Regions from separate parts of the Homo sapiens genome. Here region 2 is linked to region 1. Evidence: read pairs that join two places in POLR2A ChIA-PET (ENCODE). Cell type or tissue: MCF 10A. All regions are shown on one strand. Each heading gives the region's core, and the rest is flanking DNA. Links, peaks and the distances in the headings are about the cores only.

Evidence for each region. Peaks named below come from ENCODE experiments on the same cell type or tissue, not always from the same donor. Only the 100,000 strongest peaks of a DNase experiment are listed, where the experiment ranks them.
Region 2: POLR2A ChIA-PET joins it to region 1 with 5 read pairs; 2 of 35 experiments call an interaction of 5 or more read pairs at or near these places.

What each region holds. Positions count from the first base shown.
Region 1 is chr4:68,150,935-68,155,339 of GRCh38, reverse strand. No RefSeq gene overlaps it. Among named protein-coding and RNA genes, the nearest start is that of TMPRSS11F, 23 kb to the right of the region's middle. In MCF 10A, for the core only: no CTCF peak of the experiment used is centred there; a DNase peak (open chromatin) is centred at 2,689.
Region 2 is chr4:68,072,538-68,076,942 of GRCh38, reverse strand. It overlaps TMPRSS11F (transmembrane serine protease 11F), which reads left to right. Exons shown (of 10, transcript NM_207407.2): 4 at 2,934-3,001. It overlaps LOC550113 (a long non-coding RNA gene), which reads right to left. Exons shown (of 3, transcript NR_046116.1): 3 at 3,710-3,838. It also overlaps the pseudogene LOC100420693. Among named protein-coding and RNA genes, the nearest start is that of TMPRSS11F, 55 kb to the left of the region's middle. In MCF 10A, for the core only: no CTCF peak of the experiment used is centred there; a DNase peak (open chromatin) is centred at 2,322.

The DNA of each region.
Region 1 (4,405 bases), core at 296-4,295:
CTGCAGCAGTTTTTAAAAACTAGAGATCCTACACTTTTTGAAGGATATAATAATTCCCTGATATGAAAAAAACATGAAATCAACCTAGATCCCCTTCAGTGGTAGACTGGATAAAGAAAATATAGTACATATACACCTTGGAATATGATGCATCCATAAAACTAGAGATCCTACACATTTTGAAGGATATAATCCCTGATATGCTTCATTATCACAGTGTGTATGTGTATGCTTTTATTTTGTAATAATTTACTGGCAAAGTTTATTTCCTTATGGTGGCAGCCCTTATGTCAGTGCTCACGTTGGAGAGTTAATATTTGTGAAAACACTGCAGGGACTGCTCTGGGGATAGACAGACAAGCTGGTTTTCGATCAGTGATCTCAGTTCTGCCTCCATGTGGAAGCCCTTATTTCTCAGGGCTACTGCCATTCTTGTTGCTATCTCTGTTGCTGTTAGCACCATTGTTTTTACCAGTGTGGATCCGATTCCCACCCTGGCAGCCCACTCAGGTCTGCAGCACCTTGAACGTGCATACCAGACAACCAGACCCACTGCTCTCTGCCTGTGCTGTCCATCAGGCCCAGGACCTGACAGCTTGACTAAGTGGCATGTTCATGCTGTCATCCATGAGTATTGTGTTGCCTCTACTCAAATGCACATTCAAATATAAAATTGTTAAGAATTTAAATATGGCAAGAATAAAACTTCAAATCTAGCAAGGGCCATTCTAGTGGGTGATGCTTTATAAGACTACACAAGTTGCACTTTCCTGAAGCCATCCCTGGGATAAGTATTCTTATTTTCTCTATCAAAAAATTTGCAAATTAAGGTTGAAATATCACCTCCACAATGTTATATAACTAATAAACAGAAGAGCTGAAAATTAAATCCAAATATATCTAATTCAGTTGTGATTCTCTGCCATATGGAAAAATTCACTTCTAAAAGTTTTCTTAAACTTCCGATCAGTCACAGGAACTGCTAATGACTTATTCATTCTATTGAAGAAGTAGCTTAATTTTTCTGTGGGAAATATCTTGTTCCTAGTTCCAAAGCCAAAAAAAAAAAGGGGGTCCGTGGTTTTCACATTGTTAGTAGATTAAATGTTGTCATGAATGAATGAAGGAATGAATGAATGAGTGAATGGCTCTGAATAAAGTTCAGTCTCTCAATTATAGCTTGGGCAAGGTCTTTCAGCCCACACTCCAGAGCACTACCTCTCAGATTTGAATCCCAGCTGGAACACTTATTTACCGAGTAATTTGGGGAATATTGCTTAATTTCTTTGTGCCTTATTCATTGTTCTCCCATTGGTAAAACAGTAGTAACAAGAATAGGGGGTTCTCACTGAGATTATAATGAATTAGTCCACATAAAGCTCTTAGTAAATTGCCTGGCATATATTAAGTCTGCAATCAATGTTAGCATTTATGTAGCTCTTAACATTTCATAACAGTTTTGTATTTGTGGATATGAGGAGTGAAGAGTTAAGAAAACCCAAAATTTTAAGAGTGATTATCTCCAGGTGATGGGATTATGAATATTAAAACTTTATATTCTTATTTATTTTCTAAATTTTGTACAATTTTGTATATACTAATACAATAAAAGTATTTTAGTAATGTGAAGAATATAATATTTCTTATCCCTCATCCAAAGTCATCTAAATTTTCCCTCTCTCTCTCTTTCTCTGTCTCTCTTCTACCCTCATCACCCCCATACACATGGACACACACACACACACACACACACACACACACACACACACATGCTGAGACCCATGATAATATAAATTTAGAAAAATATATACATAGATCAATCATGTACTTTGGAATAAAGTTGCCAGATTTTATAATAAAAATACAAGACACCCAGTTAAATTTGAATTTTAGTAAACAATAATAATTTTTATAATAAATATGTCCTAAATATTGCTTGTCTTAGAAAATAAGTGGCAACCTTAAGACCTGGGCAGTACAGTTCTGGGGTATAGGAGTATGTCAAATATTGCATGTACCATACACTACAAAACTTATTTTCATCTGAAATTCAAATTCAGTTGGGCATCTTGTATTGTATCCGGTGACTCTACTTTTTATCTCTGTTGGCAGATTAATGCCAATTTCCCCTGTCCCTATTTCTAGCCTGATCTATATGTAACAAATAAAGGAATTCTTTTCAAATCTTTTTTTTAATTGAGGTATAATTGACATACAAAAAAGCTGTATGTATTTAATGTGTGCACCTTGATGAGTTTGGAGATAAGTATACACCCATGAAACCATTACCATAAACAATGCCATAGACTTAGACATTGATATCTCAATATTCCGCCACAAAACAAAATGCTTAAAACACTCAAGCGTGTAATTTTTGCTCCCCTCCCAAGTTCTTGTTCTATTGCACGCACGCACATGCACACACACGCACACACACACACAGCCACACATGCAGAAACATATCTTCTCTTTTCTATCACACATCCCCCTTCTTACTGTCATAATGGCCCATTGTCTCCATTCCTGTTGTCTATAATATTTTTTTAAAGGAGTGAGAAAGCAGAACTAAAAAATTATACTAAGGAGGTAAGGTAAAATAGTTTGAATCAGAGTAACATATCCTGTTCTTGTCCCCTCACATCTGGGATGTGTCTCTCCAGTTACTGCGTGAGTCATGAGTCATGGTCTTTCCTTTGCTGTGTTGAATCACAGGTAGTCTTTGTGAAAATGCTCTGGTATCAGTTCTTATACTGACAAAGGACATTTTTTTTGAGAGATAAATTAGCCTTAGCTGAATCATCCATTCGTCTGCTGCTTGCTTCTTTGCTTACTATTTTCATTGGTTTCTTTTTAGCTGAGGGCTTAGCTTTTTTGTAGTATCAGGGATTATGTCTGGCTTCTGCTGTCTATTTATCTTGGTTGTATTTCCTTTTAAATCGCTCAATAGATATTTGACATTTGGGCTTCTACACTGACTCTTTCTTAATCCCATCTCTCTGTGATACCATCTCTTTTCTAATTTTTAAAAATCACCTTTCAGTAAAAGGTGGTGATGCCAAGAATGAGTTAACTCTGTCAGGAAGTCAGCCATATAGATCCCAAGAGGCCTCATATCCATTGTCTGGGATTCAACAGCCCTTACACTTGTGGAATTAGAGAAAGAGGTGAGAGATATTGGCAGTTACTGTTAATTCACAGCCTTTGCTTAAATTTTGGAGAGGAGGCATGCAGAAAACTTTAGTACAGAGAAGAGACCGACATATATCAACATTTACCCCTAGATTATAGCTGACATAGTATAGTAGAAAAAGTCAATCTCTGCAAACTAAAATCTTGGCCCTACTCCTTACAAGCTGTGTGACTTATAATTTGGTCATTAACCTCTCTGAGTATTGGTTTCTTCATACATTAAAGGGGGATAATAATACCTCAAGTACTCTTCTGTGGATTAGACATAATATGATTAGGCATATGGCACATGATAGAAAATCAGTAGTTTTTTATCTAGATTGTTATGCTTTCATAATTGGAAATTTAAGGTTGAAAATCATTAAACTATTTTCATATATAAGTAAAGATACCATTGTGTCTATGAAGTTCAACTTTCCTCAGGATTTGATTGTGTATATCATAGTTGTGCTGTGAGAAAATGAGAGGAACAATGTGTCCTTTAGCTATTTCTGATTGGACGGTAAGTCATAAACGATTTCAACACAAGAGAACTCCTTAAAAAACACATCCAAGAAACTTGAGATCCTAGTTAGGGAAAAACCCAAAGGTATTATACATGTCAACCTTGCTTTGTTTTCTTATCCTATTCTTACCTGTAGCCTAACAAAGGCACACATTAAACACATTCATATTATGATGCTCGTCTCATAATGTAATTGTTTAAAGACACTTTCTATGTACATGATTTTGAATGGATGTATATTTTTATAAATCTAATAATGTATTCTACATTACTGCCTTTAAGAGAGAAAAGCAAAAGAGAGTTAATGATTTAAGAAAAAATCCTGAGAGTTCCAGAATGCAAGATCTTTATACTGGGATACTCTACTTCCTATAAATTTCTTAACTGGAAGTTTCCTATAACTGTACTGATATGTTAAAGGATAAACCATAGTTAAATATGGAAGCCTAAATTCACACAAGTCAAAAGGGGAGATGTTCAGCTGAGGTTCCACGTGGAGTAGGGAAAATTTAAAAAAATAGAAGAAAATGAGCGACTAGAATATCTAATGGTTTCCATAGTTAAGGAAAAATGGGAGATAGTATTACTGTCAGAAGATTCCATTCGTTATGTTCTCTATAAAAAGCACAGTATTGTGGGAAATACAATATGACAAGTATATGTAATAAGGTAATATTTTAAAAATGTCATCATTGTGCCTTTCTCTTTTGC
Region 2 (4,405 bases), core at 76-4,075, 78 kb after region 1:
AGTGTGTGTACACTTGCAGCAAGTGTTTTACTGTTGTTTTGAAGGGTGTGGTTGCCTATGTATTTACCATTGACAACGATATTATTTCCCTTTGTGAGCCAAGTGATGCCTGTTTTTGCTCGTCTTCATCTATTTGATGCACTTGCAGGTACCTTTGGTGGAGTCATGAGAGGCACAGGAAAATGGAAGATTGGTGCTATCTTGACTGCCATTGGTTATGGGAAAACCTTTTTTCTTTTCCCATGGGAGTATCTCTGATGTTTGCTGCTAAACTTGGGATAATAGGACTCTGGTCTGGATTGAGCGTGTCTTTCAAAACCTTTTCTCTTTAGTGTACATCTTGAGAATAAACTAGAGTAGAGTTGCAGAGCAGGCACAGGTTTGAACTAGTCTAAAAGGGTACAAAGAGACTATAGCTACCCCAATAGAGCTACCTATCCCAGAAAGAGAAGTAACCGATGGAGTGATTTTGCCTGATATTGTCAGACCAGAGTGCCAGATCACACAACTAATGGAAGAAAACACCCAATATGCAGTGCCCTCTGTTGGGGATGTTTTGACATTGAGACAGTTGATTTTCTATTGTGGAATAGCTTTAGCTGTTGCTATTGCTATCCTTTTAGCAGGAATTTTAATAACAGTTTTCAATGACTATAGTTAAAGCAGAAAAATTATCACCAGCCTTCAACTAGAAATGGTAATTATATGCCTTATATTAAGCATGGAAGGCGACCTTGTTATTTGGACAGTGGTTTTACTCTCAACTCTGGGTGGAAAGGTGATGTCTCCATGGTTATTCTGAGAAACTGTGTTATTTTAATGGAAATCAAGAAAGGAGGTATAACTTTAAGCAAACTTTTGTCTGTTAACTGTAACATAATTTCTAAGTATGTAAATTTGATTTTTCCTGCTGTAAGTGTTCTTTATTCTTTTTTTTTTTTCTTTTTTTGGAGACAGAGTCTCACTCTGTTGCCCAGGCTGGAGTGCAGTGGCCTAATCTTGGCTCACTGCAAGCTCCGCCTCCCAGGTTCAGGCCATTCTTCTGCTTCAGCCTCCCGAGTAGCTGGGACTACAGGCGCCTACCACCATGGCCAGCTAATTTTTGTATTTTTAGTAGAGACGGGGTGTCACCTTGTTAGCCAGGATGGTCTCGATCTCCTGACCTCATGATCCACCCGCCTTGGCCTCCCAGAGTGCTGGGATTACAGGTGTGAGCCACCGCACCCAGCCTATTCTTTCTTATGTTGAATATCTTTCTTCTTCCAGGAAAATGGTTCATTGTCCTATAAACTGTTATTGGTGACCTAGTTTTCTTTTATTTCTCTTAATGTGCTTAATCTTGTCACTGAGTATATATTAAGTACCTGTTCAAGTCCTGTCTAGGATATTGCCATACAAGCTTTTACAAAATAAACACCTTAAAATGAAAGAGAGAGAGAGAGACAGACAGAGAGAGAGACTTTGAAGGTAGGGATGGGGCAAAGTAGGGGCCAATGAAGGGGTAAGATTGTGTTGAAGGAAATATTGAACTTGAGGCAGGGTCTAATATACTCAGGTTTGCATTTTAAAGATATCATCCTGGTTGCAGTATTCGGAGGGAACAACTGAGGGGACAGAAGATAGGGTAGAACCACATCAACATGCCATGAGGAGGCTGCTGCAAAGGCCCAAATACAAGTTTCTAAGGAGCTGATTTGAGACCATAGCAATGAGATTGAATCAAGGAAAGTGGATTTAACATTTAGGAGGTAAAGTCTACTGGGCATTATTACTACATTAGAAGAGTCAGGGAGAGGAAGGAATCTTGTGGGGAGGGAGACTTTCCCTACTCTGACAGGATGTAGAAATTGGGGGCAAAATTTACCATGGAAATAGATCTTATGTAAACTTACATTGACCTGTTATTCCGACTGATAACTCTCAGCCCAGTGCTTTTTAAAAAAATTTTTTAATCTATTTATTATTTATTTTGAGACCAGATTATGACTCTGGCTGATTTTTGTATTTTTGGTAGAAATGGAGTTTGCCATGTTGCCCAGGCTCATCTGGAACTCCTGGGCTAAAGCAATCTATCCACCTTGGCCTCCCAAAGTGCTTGGATTACAGGCGTGAGCCACTGCACCCTGCTAGCCCAGTGCTTTTTTGACAAAAAGGCAGTGCCTCAATAGCCAGCTGGAATCAGAACCCTTTATGAAATCAGTTTCCTGAATACTGAAAAATTTCCAATGGCTTAGACTGGGAAAGCTAAGTAATGAAATGCTGATGGTATAAGAGTGTGGTGAAACTTATTCCCAAGCATAGTACCAGTTGTGAAATCCTGTCTCTCATAGAGATGACTAACAAGTGAGGGTGTCAGAGTCACATGGCAGAAGTCATTTCAAGTCATGTCAAATGGTCTAGTGATGACATAATCATTTAAGAAATCAACAAATTCTATCAATACTGGATGAGATGCCATATTTGGGATGAGTGCAGCAAACAAGGTAAGCTTTCTTAGAAATAGGGATGCTGTCTTAAAAAATAGCATGTACTTTTAATTTACTTGACAGTATTTAAAACTATCATCAATAGCTTAGTAGATACCAGACAAGGTGTAAAATATGTGACATAATTTCACTTAATTCTCAAATCAACTGTATAAGGCAGATATTGTTGTTATCCCATTTTACAGAGGCTTAGCAAAGTTGAACAATTTTGTTGTGGTTATTTGGTTCCACAAAGATTAGACCCCAGGTTTAGTCTTACAACTGTCAGTGTACCCATTAACATGACTGGGAATAAGCTGAAAATCTTTTTTATTTTTATTTTTTTGCCCAAGTCTCTAGATAAGACAAGGAATAACACTTTTCTTAAGACTAATACTTCTTTTAAAAAATTATTTTTTTATTTTACTTTTAAGTTCTGAAGACTAATACTTATTTTTTAAAAATCAGATGTCTAGGATATTTCGACATTCTTCTGTAGGCGGTCGATTTATCAAATCTCATGTTATCAAATTAAGGTATGTAAATTTGGTTTATAATTTCAAGTTAATACTGTTAAGATGAGGTATTTGATGAACCTAATTGCTTAGCTGCCCTGAGCAAGTCTTTACAGCAACACAGAGATTTCATAAATCTTGAGCAGCCCAAGGTTTCCTACTTATTTCCCAATCACAATAGAAAGTCGTAAGGTGCTTTGTGACAAGAAAATCTCAGCTATTGGATACAAAAAGAGGAAACAAACACAAGAAACAGGGGAATGACACAGTTAACATTCCCTCTTCCCCCCGTCTCTTAAGCTAGGGGCTAAGTAGAACTTAACGTCTTTTTCATTTTCCTCATTTTAAGCCTACTCCACCAGAAGACAATGACTTTCTCCACAGTAAAGTGTTTCTTTCATGACAGTGCATGTTTATTGTTAGTTTAAAATGGCTTTTCATGTCTTTCCTTTTTCTCTTGCACTTCTTTCTTTCATACCTTCTTGACTTTTTCCTTTCTCCTTTCCACTTTTCTCTCCTCCCTCTCTCCTTCTTTCCCTTTCTCCTTTTCTTCCTTCCTTCTTTTCTTTTATCTCTCAAATTAAATTCATTCTGAAAAGATTTCTTGAGGCTTTTTAACCCTGCACATCACAATTTAAATTTATATATTTGAACTGTTTATCAAATGATTCTCTTTTATAACTGCTTTCTTTAATCATTTATCTATTAACAGACCACCAGACCCCAAAATGTCAGTGCTTTAATATAGTAAAGGTTTATTTCCTTTTTATGGTACAGTCCAAAGAGTCAGAAGTTGGGGCAAGGGTGTGGGTGCCAATCAAGATTATGAAATGAAATTGCCCACTGGATCTTCTGCATCTGGTTGGCAGACAAGGGAAGAGTGAGAGCAAGGAAAATGCCATGAGAGGTTTTATTAGAAGCCAGACCTGGAAGTGGGGAACATTATTTCTTTCCATATTTCATTGGCCAGATTCATTAGAAAGTTTCAGTAAACCTCAGGAAAGCCCAGGAAATGGAATCTACCTCTATGCTCAGGAGACAAAGGAAACTAGGTTTGGTAAACAAAAGGATCCTCCCTGTCACACCACTTCTAAAGAATAATGACATTAGTTACAGCTTTTGTTCAAAATGCCTTAAAAAGCAAGCCTTTTAAGTATGTATAAAGCATGATTTCACCAACATCTCCGCCCGCAAACCCCTCTAAACTATGAGCTAAGTAAGGACAGTGAACAACTGTTTTCAGGTAGGTATTTTATCCAGTATTTCCAGAATGTTGTCTTTATTTCTTCTACAGTGCTTCCAACACTTCCTGGTTATTATACACTCATTTTTAATCTCTGTATCCAGAGATAATTTAAAAATCTGGTATGCACATGTATCATGCATTATGTTTTTTAAGTTTAATGTGAGTCCTAATAAGTTAAA